2 separate regions of the Homo sapiens genome follow, and region 2 is linked to region 1. A link is an interaction called in ENCODE POLR2A ChIA-PET data of the cell type or tissue named here. Cell type or tissue: CD4-positive, alpha-beta T cell. All regions are shown on one strand. Links, peaks and the distances in the headings refer to the core of each region. The heading gives the core; the rest is flanking DNA. Region 1 holds the start of EMC7 (ER membrane protein complex subunit 7). Region 2 holds the start of KATNBL1 (katanin regulatory subunit B1 like 1).

Region 1 (8,765 bases), core at 766-8,765:
TCCGTCTCAAAAAAAAAAAAAAAAGTAAGATGAAAAAGTGTCACTCCAGAGCACACTAAGCCAGAATTGAAATGTAAAAAAGTTAACTTATGCCTGGCCTGGACATGTTCCATTTGCCCTCTAGATCCACTCTCTACCTTTCTCCTCTTTGCAGACTGGAGGAAGGAAAGAAAATGAGCTTAGTCTATTTTCCCCCCAGACCTCTCACTGACAGGCCACCTCTGACTGGCTGTGTTAAGGGACTGGTTTGTGTCTTTCAATGCAGGCCTTTCTTCCCTTCAAGGTTCCAGTAACCTCTACTCTCCTCTTCCTTCAGGATTAGAGGTGGTGATAATAACCTTGAGGATGTAAGCTCCAGGGTACTGCACAATCTGGCTGTTTCCCAACACCATGACTACACTGTTTGATGCCTTCATTAAATTATCCTTGAATTACTCTAATTTGAGTGCATCTTCTACTTCTTAATGGGACCCTGACTGAACCAATTTCTTTCTTTCTTTTTTTTTTTTTTTTGAGACAGAGTCTCACTCTGTCACCCAGGATGGAGTGCAGTGAGGTGATCTCTGCTCACTGCAACCTCCGCCTCCTGGGTTTAAGTGATTCTCCCGCCTCAGCCTCCCTAGTAGCTGGGATTACAGACTACCGCCAGTATGCCTGGCTGATTTTTTTTTTTTTTTTTTGTATTTTTAGTAGAGATGGGGTTTTTCCATGTTGGCCAGGCTGGTCTCGAACTCCTGACCTCTGGTGATCCGCCTGCCTCGGCCTCCCAAAGTGCTAGGATTACAGGTATGAGCCACCGTACCCAGCCCTGACTCAACCAATTTCAAAACATTTTTTCAGATCCAGAAAAAAACAAACTGATGACAGTGGAACACAAATAATATCAGAAATAATTAAAGAAAAAGCAAATATATTTATCATCCTAAGGTAAATATTTTACTTGAGAAAAATAACATAAAGTTTGCAATACAAAATTTAAAATTCATCCTTAAAAATGTACTCTACAAAATGTAGGCCTTATTGGATCCTGATTTGAAAGAACAATTATATAAAAAATATTTTTGAGAAAACTGAGGAAACATAAAAATGGGACTGTTAGATGATATTAAGGCATGATTATTTTGTTGAATCAATAATGGTAATGTGGTTTTTGTTTAAGTCCTTATTTTTTGGAGATACATAATAATGCTTTTACAAGTAAAATCCTATTATGCTTAGAACCATTTAAAAATATTTCAGAAAAAAATTAATGAGGTACACAAAAGACATGAAACAAAACAGTAGAATGCCATTCTATAAATGTTTGAAAATTTCTATAATAAAAAGTGCAAAAAAGTATAGAATATAATATTACTATGTAAACAAACAAACAAACAAAAACACATGAAAACCACCTGTCCAAAAACAGAGGACTGGTTAAATAAATTATGGCTTATATACATTGTGATGATAGCAAGAAATGGCATGAGGAGTCTTCAGGCCCAATTCCCTTTATCTCCATTAACTAAGTCCTAAGCCACCTCCAATAAGCACAAATGTAAGTCAAAACTGTGTGCTAGTTATGCAAAACAGCTACAATACAAATTACCTACCCCTTTTCCAATAAGATTATCACCATAAACTCCTCATATTAATTCTCCATCAATGTTTCTTTTTTTCCTGAGAGACGGGGTTTTGCTCTGTAGCCCAGGCTGGAACGCAATGGCATGATCACAGCTCACTACAGCCTCAACCGCCTCGGCTCAAGTGATCCTCCCACCTCAGCCTCCTGAGTAGCTTGGACTACAGGTGCACACCACCACTCCTGGCTAATTATTTATTTTTTGTAGAAATGGGGTCCCACTATGTTGCCCCAGCTGGTCTGAAACTCCTGGGCTCAAGCGATCCTTCCACCTCAGCCTCCCAAAGTAAGATTACAGGTATGAGCCACCGCGCCTGGAAATTCTCCATCAACCTTTCTACATACAAATAAAGAACATGAAATGGTATCAAAAGCTGTTCAAAAATATTAAGTGAAAAAGGCAGGATACAAACTACTACATGTTGTATTTTACTAGTAAAAACCTAAGTCATATGATTCCAAAAGAAGCTGGAAAAATGGTAGGCACCGTGGCTCACGCCTATAATCCCAAAAATGTGACAGGCTGAGGCAGAAATATCACTTGAGGCCAGGAGTTTGAGACCACACTGGGCAACATAGCAAGACCCTGTCTCTACAAAAAATTAAAAAATTAGCTGGACATGATGGTGTCCGCCTGTAGTCCTATCTACTGAGGAGGCTGAGACAGGAGGATCACTTGAGTACAGAAGTTCGAAGCTGCCATGAACTATGATCTCGCCACTGCACTCCAGGCTGAGTAACAGAAAAAGACCTTGTCTCAAAAAAATAAAAAGAAAGATACAATGAAACATTAAGGGTTGTTTTCCTACTTTGTTTCTAATATACTATTTTTAAACAGAAATTAAATGCTTTTTAAAAGAACTGTATACAGAAGAGTGGCCAAATGGTCAATTAAGGCTTATTCCTAAAGCTTAATGAGAACTTTATCATTAAAACATCATTAATTAGGGTAAACTCTAACGAATGCCCTAATGCCAGATTCTTAATGACAGACAGCAGTAAAATACTGGTTGTAAATTTGTCACTATTTATTAATCTGAGGTTGAATAACCACTCAAGGGCACTTAGATGATCTGAACAAATATGTAAATCAGATTTGGATTTAAATGTCTACATTTAAGTTGTCTGATTTTCAGATACCATTTGCTGGTGTACGAACCCACCAAAGGAAATACTTCCTAATTATTTGCTTTCAGTTTACAGTTTCACCTCCAAGTAAGGGTGGAAAGATTTAAAACAACATACGCGTGCCTAGACATTTCAAAAGCAGGCTGCTGCAAAACTAGTGCTAACAAATTCATCCTGTCTTTTAATATAGACAGAAAACCCACTTCCACTAATAGCATGAAAGGACAGAAGCAAGAAAGCAATGTAGAGGAACCCTAGTCTCACATAAATGACAAGTGTGATATAGCAAATCTCTCGATGAATTCAACTGTAAAAAAGAACAACGATCCCACCCCCAAGCAAAAAAAAAAAGAAAAAAAAAGTGCTTTGATTAGGGATTTCAGAGCCTATTAATTTTAGAAGCAGTAACATTAGCCTCCCAGTCTATGTCGTCACTAGAAGCCCTTTGGGTTTTGAGAATTCCCACTTGTGTCGCATCTTTCTACATAATAACAAGCTACCAAAAGACTGAAGTGAATGCAAAAAACGACTAGGTTCTAGGGAAACCAGATGAGATATAAAAGAATCCAACAAGAGACTAATAAGGGTCCACCTGTCCCCAGGGCCCAGGAATGATCGTCCCCACATGGGGCCAAAATAAGGTTGGAAATAACTGACTCCATGCTCTGACCATGGCAGGGGGTGAGCGCCTGCCATGCTCATTCCAGAGGTACAGGACCAGGAAAGGGAAAGCATCCGACTGCCTCCCAAGGTCTCCCGGCATAGACCGTTAGCGGCACCCTCCCCTTCAGTCTGAGACAGCGACGTTGTCCCGTCCTGACACTTAACTCTCCTGGTGGGGTCCCTGTCCGGCCTCCATCCCAGCCTTTTTCCCGCTGCCCTCAGGATGCTCACTTAAGGAAACCGACGTGCTCTTCTCCGTCTACCAGCACTCGGGCCGCCGAGATCCAGTCCTGAGGCTTCACCCCTGGAACAACTGCACGCCCCTCAATCTTGAAGCGATCTCCTATGCCGACCCCACTCCCTCCCGATCCCTCAGCAGCAGCCCCGGGCACCTCCGAGCTCTGGACATCCCCCGATAGCAGCAGCAGCAGCAGGACGGGAAAGAAGCCCCACAGAGCGGCCGCCATGACAGCAGCTCTGCACTCAGACCGGCAGCCCCGGAAGCCCTCCCAGTCTCCCGGCCGCCACCGCCGCCGCTGGCGGCTTGATGTTGTCATCACTGCGCGCCCGTTTCTGTCATAAGCTGTGGGATCCAACCAGAGGGAAGAGATCATGGCCGATCGACTAGCGAGGCGGAAGTAAGGCGGAAGTACTGCCCTTAACTCCCGGCACTCTGGATTGGAAGACGGCGCACAGAGCCTGTGTCAAGTGCCTATGAAGGGGACTGCCCATGAAGTGAAAGTCAAGTGTGTGTTGCTGCGGCAGCCACGGAGGCCAAGGACCTCACGGGAGTAAAAGATGACGAGACTGGCTTCGGGAGAAACACCATCCAGAAGAGACCTTTCAAAAAACTTCTAGAGACTCCCCAAGACGTATGAGATGAAAGGCTTCTTCTGTCTGTGTGCGTTTAACTCATTTCTCCTTAGCCCCGAGATTACGCGCTGCTGTGCCTGCGACTGCAGCGTTTACGCCGAGATAACTCGTGGATTACAGTGCCAACCTTACTCCCAAAGTTTGCCACGAAATATCTCGCTTCTGTTATTTTCGCATGGTTCTGGTATATTGACTTTTGAAACAAAAGACATCATTCTGTTTATAGCATTCTGTTTTTAGTAGTGGGATTTCCATCTACAAAATATAGTAATTCTCGATCGCTGAAATGTCAAATCCTAGAAAACGTAGCATTCCTATGCGTGATAGTAATACCGGTCTCGAACAGTTGTTGGCTGAAGATTCATTTGATGAATCTGATTTTTCGGAAATAGATGATTCTGATAATTTTTCGGATAGTGCTTTAGAAGCCGATAAGATCAGGCCTCTGTCCCATTTAGAATCTGATGGAAAGAGCTCTACATCAAGTGACTCAGGGCGCTCCATGAAATGGTCAGCTCGTGCTATGATTCCACGTCAAAGGTATGACTTTACCGGCACACCTGGCAGAAAAGTCGATGTCAGTGATATCACTGACCCATTGCAGTATTTTGAACTGTTCTTTACTGAGGAATTAGTTTCAAAAATTACTAGAGAAACAAATGCCCAAGCTGCCTTGTTGGCTTCAAAGCCACCGGGTCCGAAAGGATTTTCGCGAATGGATAAATGGAAAGACACTGACAATGACGAGCTCAAAGTCTTTTTTGCAGTAATGTTACTGCAAGGTATTGTGCAGAAACCTGAGCTGGAGATGTTTTGGTCAACAAGGCCTCTTTTGGATACACCTTATCTCAGGCAAATTATGACTGGTGAAAGATTTTTACTTTTGTTTCGGTGCCTGCATTTTGTCAACAATTCTTCTATATCTGCTGGTCAATCAAAGGCCCAGATTTCATTGCAGAAGATCAAACCTGTGTTCGACTTTCTTGTAAATAAATTTTCCACTGTATATACTCCAAACAGAAACATTGCAGTTGATGAATCACTGATGCTGTTCAAGGGGCCATTAGCTATGAAGCAGTACCTCCCGACAAAACGAGTACGATTTGGTCTGAAGCTATATGTACTTTGTGAAAGTCAGTCTGGTTATGTGTGGAATGCGCTTGTTCACACAGGGCCTGGCATGAATTTGAAAGATTCAGCGGATGGCCTGAAATCATCACGCATTGTTCTTACCTTGGTCAATGACCTTCTTGGCCAAGGGTATTGTGTCTTCCTCGATAACTTTAATATATCTCCCATGCTTTTCAGAGAATTACATCAAAATAGGACTGATGCAGTTGGGACAGCTCGTTTGAACAGAAAACAGATTCCAAATGATCTGAAAAAAAGGATTGCAAAGGGGACGACTGTAGCCAGATTCTGTGGTGAACTTATGGCACTGAAATGGTGTGACGGCAAGGAGGTGACAATGTTGTCAACATTCCACAATGATACTGTGATTGAAGTAAACAATAGAAATGGAAAGAAAACTAAAAGGCCACGTGTCATTGTGGATTATAACGAGAATATGGGAGCAGTGGACTCGGCTGATCAAATGCTTACTTCTTATCCATCTGAGCGCAAAAGACACAAGGTTTGGTATAAGAAATTCTTTCACCATCTTCTACACATTACAGTGCTGAACTCCTACATCCTGTTCAAGAAGGATAATCCTGAGCACACGATGAGCCATATAAACTTCAGACTGGCATTGATTGAAAGAATGCTGGAAAAGCATCACAAGCCAGGGCAGCAACATCTTCGAGGTCGTCCTTGCTCCGATGATGTCACACCTCTTCGTCTGTCTGGAAGACATTTCCCCAAGAGCATACCAGCAACGTCCGGGAAACAGAATCCAACTGGTCGCTGCAAAATTTGCTGCTCCCAATACGACAAGGATGGCAAGAAGATCCGGAAAGAAACGCGCTATTTTTGTGCCGAATGTGATGTTCCGCTTTGTGTTGTTCCGTGCTTTGAAATTTACCACACGAAAAAAAATTATTAAATACCGATCATCATACACATCTGTTCCATTAGGATTAGAGACAAGTTCTGTTTAGAAATAACTCCAAGATTGGGAGGCCGACCTGGGTGGATCACCTGAGATCAGGAATTCAAGACCAGCCTGGCCAACATGGTGAAACCCTGTCTCTACTAAAAATACAACAATTAGCTGGATGTGGTGGCACATGCCTGTAATCCAAGCTACTTGGGAGGCTGAGGCAGGAGAATTGCTTGAACCCATGAGGCGGAGGTTGCAGTGAGCTGAGATCACACCACTGCACTCCAGCCTGGGTGACATAGCGAGACTCCATCTCAAAAAAAAGAAATAACTCCAAGAACAGTTTTGTTGTTTTTGTTTTGTTTTGTTTTGTTTTGAGACGGAGTTTCACTCTTGTTGCCCAGGCTGGAGTGCAATGGCATGATATTGGCTCACTGTAACCTCCACCTCCCAGGTTCAAGCGATTCTCGTGCCTCAGCCTCCCTAGTAGCTGGGATTACAGGCATGTGCCACCACACCCACCTAATTTTGCATTTTTAGTAGAGACTGGGTTTATCCATGTTGGTCAGGCTAGTCTTGACCTCCCGACCTCAGGTGATCCGCCTATCTGGGCCTCACAAAGTCCTGGGATTATAGGCATGAGCCACTGCGCCTAGCACCAAGAACAGTTTTTATATTTTATTTTCACATTGAAAATCAGTCAGATTTGCTTCAGCCTCAAAGAGGGTGTTTATGTAAAACTAAATGAGTGCAGGCAGCGAGCTACACTTTTTTTTTTCCTAAATGGAAAATGGGAAGGAGATACTGTCTCTGAACAAAAATAGCTGGAAAAACACATAACTGTTAACTAAGGGTTGCCTCTAGTGAAAAGGATTGGAAGACAATTTATCTGATGCTACACTATTCTTCCTGTTGTGATTGTTTTACTGTGAACATAACAAGGTTGTATTGGGGAGGAGGGCAGGGGTTGATTGCTGCCAATGTTGATTGCTGAGGCCTTAGCCAAGATTTCAGGCATCATTTGCTCCAGTCCTTTCATTTTCTTTATGGTGGAAAGTGAAGTGACTTGCCCAAGATCTTTGTTGGCCCTAAACATCGCTGTCTCTGCTACAGATTCCTATTGAGAGCAATGCATGTTTTAGCCTTGTGCACTCTTAGAGTCAGCATCATGGGAAAGAGTAACAGCAATTGAAAAAAGAGATTCAAGAGCCAAGTACTCAGCCCTGGCAGGGGATGGGGACATGATGCCCAGAGCCACCCCTATACTCCAGTCTCCCTGGCATCAGCTACTGCAGTACTGGGGTACTTGCCTTCATCTTTTTTCTGAAGATAGTTACTTCTTCATATTTGATCATCGGAAGGAGCAGCATTGCTCAGAAACACACACACACACACACACACTTGACTTTCTTGTCTGCCAAATAAATTTCTTATTTGCTAGGGAACTGGTAATCTAGGCTCAAGAAGTGTGTGGAGAAGGTTTATTTTCATTCTTTTTACTTTAAAATATGCCTTAGTTTTTGAATAGATAAGACATTCAAGTGTCAGAAAGTAAAAGTCAGTTCAGGACTGAGAAAGGAAAGATCAGTGCTGATTTTAATCAGACTGTAATGTACCAACTAGATACAGACAGGGCCAGTGGCAAGGCCATCAGAAAACTTCTTCCCAAGGCCACACCACACCTGCAAAATGCCTAACAACCTTCTTCTTTTCAGTGATTACCACTTTCTTACCAATGACTTCGCTTTGTTCCTCGTGCCTCTGAACAGACTGCTGAGATACCCAATCAAGAGCCAATCCTTGCTTCCCTAGACTCTCCTCAATCATTCAACAGAAGCCCAAATCTTGTAAAAGTTCCTTTCTGGGCCGGGCACAGTGGCTCACGCCTGTAATCCCAGCACTTTGGAAGGCCGAGATGGGCGAATCACAAGGTCAGGAGTTTGAGACTAGCCTGGCCAACATGGTGAAACCCTGTCTCTACTAAAAATACAAAAAAAAATTAGCTGGGCATAGTGGTGGGTGCCTGTAATCCCAGCTACTTGGGAGGCTGAGACAGGAGAATCACTTGAACCCGGGAGGCAGAGGTTGCAGTGAGCCAAGATCGCACCACTGCACTCCAGCCCTGGCGACAGAGTGAGACTCCATCTCAAAAAATAAAAAAGTTTCCTTCTGTTCCCTCTTACTGTTATATCCTTGGTTTCTCTGGTGTGGGGTCTTCCTTACAGCAGCAAGCTCATAAACTTAACTTGACCGCAGGTGTGTTCCTTGGTGGTCTTTATCTGATAGACTTTGTCACATGGTACAATATTCAAAAGGCACATGGTACAATATTCAAAAGGCACATGGTACAATATTCAAAAGGTATGAGTATACAAAAAAAATCTCCCACCTACTTCTCTCCCTAGTCACCCAATTCTCAAGAGGCAATCACTGTTGCCA
Region 2 (8,765 bases), core at 433-8,432, 110 kb after region 1:
AGTCAAATTACGCCGGGCATGGTGGCTCACGCCTGTAATCCCAGCACTTTGGGAGGCCGAGGTGGGCGGATCACCTGGGTCAGGAGTTCAAGACCAGCCTGGCCGACATGGCGAAACCCCGTCTCAACTAAAAATACAAAAATTACCCGGGCGTGGTGGTGGGTGCTTGTAATCCCAGCTACTCAGGAGGCTGAGGCAGGAGAATAGCTTGAACCCGGGAGGTGGAGGTTGTGGTGAGTCAAGATCTTGCCACTGTACTCCAGCCTGGGAGACAAGAGCAAGACTCCGTCTCAAAAAAAAAAAAAGAAAAGAAAAGTCAAATTACACCCTTCCAATTTAAAAAGTGTATGCTCCCAGTAAAAGTACCATTTGTATTAGGTTTAAGGTGTTTAATTAAAAAACATTATATTCCTAAATACATTTTCCAGAAAGCACCAAATTAACTAACATGGATCAACAAATATAATGATTGATAAAACATCAACATAATACTGACTAGTGTAATGTTATGATGCATCTTGTTGTTACTAGACAATACTTTTTTTTTTTTTTTTCCCTGAGACAGGGTCTTGCTTTGTCACCCAGGCTGGAGTGCAGTGATATGATCATGGCTCACTGCAGCCTCCAACTTCTGGACTCAAGGAATCCTCTCACCTCAGCCTCCCAAGCAGCTGTGACTACAGGCGCATGCCACTACACCTGCCTAATTTTATTTTATTTTATTTTTGAGATGGAGTCTCACTCTGTCGCCCAGGCTGGAAGGCAGTGGTGCGATCTCGGCTCACTGCAACCTCTGCCTCCTGGGTTCAACCGATTCTCCTGCCTCAGCCTCCCAAGTAGCTGGAACTACAGGCGTGTGACACCACGCCCAGCTAATTTTTTGTATTTTAAGTAGAGACAGGGTTTCATCGTGTTAGCCAGGATGGTCTCGATCTCCTGACCTTGTGATCCACCTGCCTCAGCCTCCCAAAGTGCTAGGATTACAGGCATGACCCACTGGCCCTAATTTTAAAATGTTTTGTAGAGATGGAGTCTTGGTATGTTGCCCAGGCTGGTCTCAAACTTCTGGGCTCAAGCTTTCCTCCTACCGTTGGCCTCCCAAAGTGCTGGGATTACAGGTGTGAGCCACACCAGTTCTGTGGCTGCACTGAAGTGCAGTGGCACAATCTCGGCTCACTGTAGCCTTGACCTCTTGGGCTTAAGCGATCTTCCCACCCCAGCCTCCCAAGTAGCTGGGACTACAGACACATGCCACCATGCCTGGCAAAATATTTTAAATTTTTTGTAGAGATATGGTCTCGCTATGTTGCCTAGGCTGCTCTCGAACTCCTGGCTTCCAGAGATCCTCCTGTCTTGGCCTCCCAAAGTGTTGGGATTACCAACCCTGCCTAGCCCCACCATCCACCCTTCTGTTCAGTGCCCTACATAAATCCTGCAATTGTTAGTTTTTCGCAGAAGCTTTACCCAGTTCAGTTCTGCATTCATCCACTGTACTAACGAAGAGTGTCATATATATTTTTTGTTGTTAATCTCATAACCCAAACTAGATTAATCTCCCTAAGGTTGGTTGTCCTGGCACATTTTTTATTTTATTTTTATTATTTTTTATTTCAATAGGTTTTTGGGGAACAAGTGGTGTTTGGTTACATGAATCAGTTCTTCAGGGGTGATTTCCGAGATTCTGGTGCACCCATTACCTGAGCAGTGAACACTGTATCCAATGTGTAGTCTTCTATCCTTCATCCCCCTCCCACTCTCTTTCTACCAAGTCCCCAAAGTCCATAGTGTCATTCTTGCGGCACATTTCTTTTGTATAGCCAATTGGGTCTACCACCCTGTTGGGCATACAGGCAATCGAAAGCTTTGTAACTGATGAATGACATTTAAAAGCTCTGCTATAGATAAGTATAAACTGCTGATTTCTTACTAAGTGATTTTGCTTTTGAAATTTATTCCTTGTCAAGGAGGTATTAGTTTAAGTATAACCATTTCAAGTACAGAATAACCACTCAATAAGTTTTAGGGATGAAAACATTTAACATGTAATTTTTTATTTTAAAGTAATACATAAGTTGCTAAGACTAACACTTTCAAAACTTTCAGGAAAGGATATAAAGGAATTGAAAACATAAATTATAACACACATAAAGCTTATGAACTCCATTTATCTTAAAATAGTCAATGGATTTTTTGCTCAGGCACAAACCTTAAGTATAATCATCAAGAGCAGAAAACTTGAATGAATGGTGTGTGAATGAATGTATGTGTACACAAAAGCACACTCAGGTCTCCGAAGTTTAAGTAAATGAAATGAAAGGGCTTTGTAAACTAAAAAGAGCCACAGATAAAGGAGGTAGTAGAGCAACAGAGTTAAAAGCGTGGAGCCAGCCTGCTCGGGTGTTAATTATATTAGCTGTGTAACCCTGTACGGTACAAAAGTTACAATACTAAAATTTCCTGTGCCTTAGTTTCTTCACTGTCAAAATGGGGACAACAGTATATATCCCAAAGTAAAGCTCTTAATACGCCCAGCGCATAGAAAGCACAAAATAAATATTGCCCATCATTATGATCACACTGGCTAATATTATTATTGGCTAATATTAGTTATTAGCCAAGTAAAAGCCTCAATGGATGACGTTTCAATTCAAGTCTGAAGCTGGCTATCCAAAGAAACTCCAAAAAACCCAGCAGATTTAAGCTATTAGGTGGACTAGTTTCTCATAATTCTCGCAAGTGCTGAACTGATGATTATTACACACCTAATTTCTCTTACAATTTTTTTTAAATCAGCAAAGAAACTGACATAGGTATCTCTGTTTTCAAGGAACTTTATAAGCCACAAGAAAACAAACCAACTCTTTGTTATCTCCATATTTAAGCAATATAAGAGCGTAGTAAAAGCCTAGATACTTTACAGAACAACTTTTCAGAAAATACAGTAAGGTTTTTAAAGTTGCAATCGACAATTCTTATGCAGTTATGTCAAGTTTTTGTCCTGCGAAACAAAAGCTCATCCGTCAGGAATCCGAGGACCCGTCGGAAAATAAGGAAATGCCTGGGCCGGGCCTAGGCGCTCTGCGGAAAACCTGTCCTCAAAAATGCTCGCCCCACACTCGTTCTGTCCTTCCCCTTCCCCAGGTGCAGCTGTCGACTCCACCCGAAGATAAATAAGTGACAACAGGTTCGGTCCACGCCTCTCCCGGCCCAGTCCCCTGGAGCCCCCCAGCGCCCGCTGCCCGACTCTCCCCGCAGGGACCGGCAGAGGGGCTCCGCCCCGGCCTTGCCGCCCCGCCCCGGGACCCGGCAGCGCTGCCGCGAGCCCGGCCGAGCCGAGGCCGCCGCGGGGCCTGCAGGTGGGCCCAGGGCGCGGCCAAGCCCGGCTGGAGTAGCCCTGCCAGGGCAGGGCAGCTGCGGGCGCGGGGCTCGCACCGGCTCGGCAGTCACTTACCGGCGCCTCATGGTACCGCGGCGCCTCAGCCCAGCCTCGGCGCTGACGACCAGCGCCCGGCAGCCTAGAGAGTCCCTCGGCTTCTGGGCCGAGTCCCACTCAGGGCCATTCAAACGCGGCCGCGCGCGCGGCCCGCCGGGATAGCTGGCGCTGTGGGCGGCTCGCGGGCTCCGCCCAACGTTGGCTCCGCCCCTCTGGGGGTCGCTAAGGGCCGGAGGGGAAAAGGACCTGTGGCCACAGTGCCCCCTGGTGGCTAGAGCTTCGCACGGTAGCCTTGCTATGGCGCGAGAAGTGATACTGCGATAGGAACTGAGGGTGGGTAAAGGTCAACGAATGACCGACCGTGCGCTAGGAACAACCTAGTGTGGGAGACCGTGCCTTAGTGGTGTACCAGGAGGTGCAAACAATTTCCTATAAAGTTATGGTTCCGGGAGAGATTTATTCATTCACACCTATTTAAATACACTAAGAGTCTGGGCACAGTGGCTCACACCTGTAATCCCAGCACTTTGGGAGGCCGAGGCAGGAGGTTCACCTAAGCCCAGGAATTCAAGACCAGCCTGGACGACATGGGGACAACTACCCCCCACCCCCCACCTCCGCCCCCGTCTCTATAAAAATAAAAATGATACTAATAAACGCTCTAAGGCATAGTTTCTAAAAGCATGGATTGTGGAACTATGTGACCTTGAGCAAGTCACATAAACTCCTAGGTGCTTTGCTTTCCCCTTCTGTAAAATGGGGACAATAACAATAGTATCTGTCTCTTAGTGTTGTGAGGATTAAATGAATTAATACATATAAAATGCTTAGAGGAGTGCCCGGCATATGGTAAGCCCTTCGTGTTTGTTAGTCATCATTTTTTTAGTTCCTATTATGTGCCAAACTTTGTGCTAGACTCTTAAGAACACAAGAAATGTACATGATGCAGAACCTGTCCTCAGGAAGCTGGTTCGGTCTTGTTGGGATGGGGAACACTAAATTAGATTATGAGGTTAGGGTTGGGTCTGTAGATGATGAACTTTTAATTACTGAGGGCAGTTCTCTTCATTAGAACCAGGCTGCTCACCTTCATAGATAAGCCACCGGTCAAGGTTAGCCAAGCTGTGACAGGAGCAAGTTTGTCTATGGTGGTTCTCTCGCCCCTTGCAGAAACCAACCAAGCAGTGCCTTTGGTGGAAATACTTCCTCACCACAAGACTACATCCCTTGGCTTGCTTTTTCAGGCACTCATTTCGGAACTCAAGGCTTGCCTAGGGAGCAGGCTGCTTAAGTTTGGTTTAACAATCTTTTTGAAGGCCCGCCATGTGCCAGGCAAATTGTGCCTGGTGCTGGAAATCGCCTGAAGCAGCTCTCAGTGGCTTGAAAAACAGGAAAAGAGATCATTCCAATACACTGCAGTGATAAAAGGTATCTCCTAAATGCCGTGGGAGTTCCGAGCAATGGGAGGCCTGTCAGATAAACTGATCAGAACTAAGATGTCATCAGGTTGTTATAACTTTATGTATTTTTCCTCCCTAGTAACAGAGTCCTTACTTAATCAAAAAAAAAAAAAAAGTCATGTTGAAAATTGAGGCAAGACCTTAGGGCAGTGGGAAAATAGTTTTAGGATATTTGGCATAAGCAACACCTTTGAGAGCTTCTCGATTGTACCAAGCATAAGCAAGGCACATACATGCCTATGTGTGGGGCCACATCTGTTAACAGGTGGTACTGTTGAGAGAGTCCAGCTAGGTGAGTAAAGGAAGCTGGAGCCCTAGGTTCCATGTATGTACAATAAAGAATATTTCCTGAATATGACTTCCACTAAGTAGATGTGTTGTTTTAAAGAAAATAAAAATTCAACACACATGGGTGAAGTCACTTTCTCTCAAGTCATTTCTTCATCATCATGAACAGGAATTTCTTGATGACCCACTATGCAAAAGGCACTGTGCTGGCCTCTCATCAGAAGAATAGGGTAAAAAGAGTGTACTATATGATCGTTATCCTCAAGGGAGGCTAAAGAATTAAGACAAGTAATGGAGTCCTGGAACTCAGGGAATCTGCTGTGTTAACACAGAAGAATCTCAGCTAATACAAGGCCTCCAGTTGCTGGAGGCCAGAGAAGAACCTTGATATTCTCATTTCTGGAGCTTGTTAGGGCACAGGATCTCAGGCAGGTTAATCTCCAGAGCCAAGTTATAAAGTTTGTATCAGTGATGGGCAGCCCAGGCCCTCACATCTCATAATTTCACATAAAAATAAGGAAAACTGCCTTTGCATTGCTACTTTTGGAATATATACAAATACTGTCATTTTAGTGATGAAAATGCAAGGCAACTTTCTTCATTGATACTTTTCCTATCAATAAAGTTGAATTTTTCCCCCTTGGGGCTCAATAAAATTTGAATTCTTACTAAAAAAAGGTACAGCCCATACATTAAAAAAATCCCTACATCAGTGTTTGTGTACAAAAAGGTGGTTTACTGATAGCCTTCGTGGTGGGCAGTCTCCAAGGGTGTCTACTCCTCTGGCCATTCCTTCATTCCTTCCTTCTGAGAGAACACGCAGCTAAGTTAGCCTTCCTGCCTCACATCCCCCTCTCTACGGGGTGCAGAATCATTCAAGGACACAGTGTAGAGTGACCCACATGAGAAAAGAGCTGCCATGCAGTCCTGTGTACACTGCTTGATGGCAAGCAGGGGAGGGATGGTGGAGCTGGGCCTGATGAACTGGAGAGGACAGACAGGATGTTCCTGACAGAGAGGTGGAAATGCAAAGTAAGTTCTAGTACTGCAGTCTATTCTGATTTGAGTGGAGGGAAAAGTGCTTGCAAGAGTCACAGGAGTGAAGACTGAAAAGGTACGTAAGGCACCTGATAGGTTGCGAAGACCTGGAATTATCAAGCAAAGTGTTTGAGGTGCAAGGAGACAGCAAAGACAATTGAGCAGGGGAATGACTAAGTCAGTTCTTTAGAAGGATTGATCTGTTTGGGAGGCCAAGGTGAAAGGATCGCTTAAGGCCAGGAGTTTGAGACCAGGCTGGGCAACATTTCAACACCTCAACTCTACAAAAAATTTAAAAAATAGTCGGGCATGGTGGTGCATACCTGTAGTCCTAGCTACTCGGGAGGCTGAGGTGGGAGGATCACTTGAGCCAAAGAGCTCAAGATTATAGTAAGCTATGATTATGGCACTGTAGTCCAGCAAGAGAGCAAGACCCTGTCTCTTAAAAACAAACCAACCAAAAAAAAAGCAAGAAAAAGAAGAAGAAGAGTTGATTTGTTACCAGGATGCTGGATGGCCAGGGGTAGGGAGGAATGACTGATAGCAATAACATTAGGTATAAAAGTGTAGTTCCGTCTAGGGTCCTAGAAGCCATATCATTTACTGCATTGTATGTCATTCTCATTGAGACCAATGCCGATTCTGACAGAGAACAATGCCTGAAGGGACCTAAAAGACAGCAACAGCTCACCCATTCCACACTGCTCAGCCTCAGCACCTTTGGAAAATTCTAGGCAGTTGACTTTAGCAGTCAAAGTGAGAAGTCAATCCCTTTTTTCTGCTCCTCCCTTCCCTACCTTCCTTTGCAGGCTGTGGAAGGAAGTAATGGCAGAAGCAGTAAGCAAAAAAAACAAAAACAAAAACAAACCCAAAAAACAAAACAAAACCCCTGGTAGTGTTTTTTGCGGGGTGAAGGGTGGGTGGTAGGGAGGTGTTGAGTGATGGGGGATCCTATTTTTAAGATAGCTTGTTTCTGCTACATCTACAGCCCTCTATTGTAAATCTACAACTGAGATCAGGTGACCCAAAAACATTTATGACTATGATAATATTTGGTATTTATAGACTTTCAAATCCGAATCTCAAGAAACCATCTCTCTCCTCCTGCAAGTACATTTCCTGCAATTAGACTATACTGTCACCAGGTGGAACGTGGTGGGGGCAGCATGTTAGACTAGCCTTGGAGCAAGGCTCATCTCTATTTAAAACCTAGATTGCTGCCTTTGGGCCGTTTCTACACCGGTTTTTACCTTAATGTGCAATGGGGATAACACTCTCCTCTCAGGGGCTGTTGGGAAGTGGGATAACCTATATAAAACATATACAACAATGCCTAGAGCAGTGATTGTGTCTCTCTCTGAAAAACTGAGTTTAGTGATTTTTCCAAGATAGAGAAGAATACAATATGGTTGACTGCTGCCTTGGAAAAGGGAAGTCCTGGAATTAGACTACCTGGGGGTCAGGGTGCAGGAGAGGGTGAAGTGTCAATGTTGGGGGTGGGGTCAGGAGGCACGGAACAGACTCACTGTGATGCTGATGGCCTGGTAACCAGAACAGGGTACCTGAAAAGTCCTATCATATGCAAAACAAATCCAATTATGTATGCAGTTGCTGGTGGAGGTGGTGGGGGGAGGGGAGATGTTCAGTACAACTGGGACCCCATAACAGGTGAAGTACAGAGGAGTTCCTGGCGAGCAGGCAAGCAGGAAATAAAATGCGCTAGCAGTTAGCAGGGCAACAATCATCAGAAGCAGAAAGTCCTTGGGAAGAGGACTTAAAAGAGCAAAGCAGGTCCCTAGCCTCAAGAGACAGGAGCAGTAGAAAGATTACTAAGACACTTCTTGGAGCCAGACACAAAGGCAGAACCGCTCTTGCAGTAACACAATTGAGCCTGAACCTAAACTGGCTTGAGTTACTTCCCCAACTTAGCTCTGTGTTCTTCAGGACATCAGTTCTAAGAGATGTTGATAGGTTCAAAAAAGAAGAGAAAAAGAAGAAAGTGGTTTCCTTGGCCACAGAAGTTTGGTAACTGCTGAAGTAAACAAATATTTCTTTACTGTAGCACTTCTCGGTCTTTAAAAACCTAACATTTGTTGTCAATTTTTAAAGAAAGATACATGCAGTGTTTCCTAAACTTATCTGAACGCTTAATCCTTTAAATGGGAGAACACAAATACTATTAAGAATTATTCTTATCTAAGAAGAGTGTCAGGACTAGTCCAGGTCCTGGAGAATAGGGTATGGCTGCAGCAGTAGGCTGGGAGGAGAGGACTGTGGAAGCTGGATTAGGCATGGTGCCTCATGATCAGGGCTGGATGAAAGCAACAGGCCTGAAAATCTGGCAGAGCTATAAGAAACATTTTAAAAAACCGAAATAAAAATGTACTCATTCTTTTTCCTGTGCCTTTTCTAAAAAGTAAAAATACCGCTCTTCATGAAATAGCATCTTATAAAACAGTATACAGTATTAAATAAGTCTAAATATTAATTTTTAAAGTCTGAAAACATCTAAATCAAAATGCTCATGAAAGGTTTTTTCTTTGGCA

What was found. Peaks named below come from ENCODE experiments on the same cell type or tissue, not always from the same donor. Only the 100,000 strongest peaks of a DNase experiment are listed, where the experiment ranks them.
Region 2: POLR2A ChIA-PET joins it to region 1 with 27 read pairs; 31 of 35 experiments call an interaction of 5 or more read pairs at or near these places.

What each region holds. Positions count from the first base shown.
Region 1 is chr15:34,097,961-34,106,725 of GRCh38, forward strand. EMC7 (ER membrane protein complex subunit 7) reads right to left here and starts at 3,902. Exons shown (of 5, transcript NM_020154.3): 1 at 3,644-3,902. The coding sequence starts at 3,879. PGBD4 (piggyBac transposable element derived 4) reads left to right here and starts at 4,123. Exons shown (of 1, transcript NM_152595.5): 1 at 4,123-8,765. The coding sequence starts at 4,572. The coding sequence ends at 6,329. RefSeq lists enhancers at 3,046-3,903, 3,513-4,212, 4,243-4,332. In CD4-positive, alpha-beta T cell, for the core only: no CTCF peak of the experiment used is centred there; a DNase peak (open chromatin) is centred at 4,041; H3K4me3 peaks cover 2,586 bases; H3K27ac peaks cover 1,816 bases.
Region 2 is chr15:34,206,500-34,215,264 of GRCh38, forward strand. KATNBL1 (katanin regulatory subunit B1 like 1) reads right to left here and starts at 3,597. Exons shown (of 10, transcript NM_024713.3): 1 at 3,452-3,597. RefSeq lists a silencer at 3,142-3,541 and an enhancer at 7,545-8,140. In CD4-positive, alpha-beta T cell, for the core only: a CTCF peak has its summit at 3,712 (motif pointing left); a DNase peak (open chromatin) is centred at 3,642; H3K4me3 peaks cover 1,357 bases.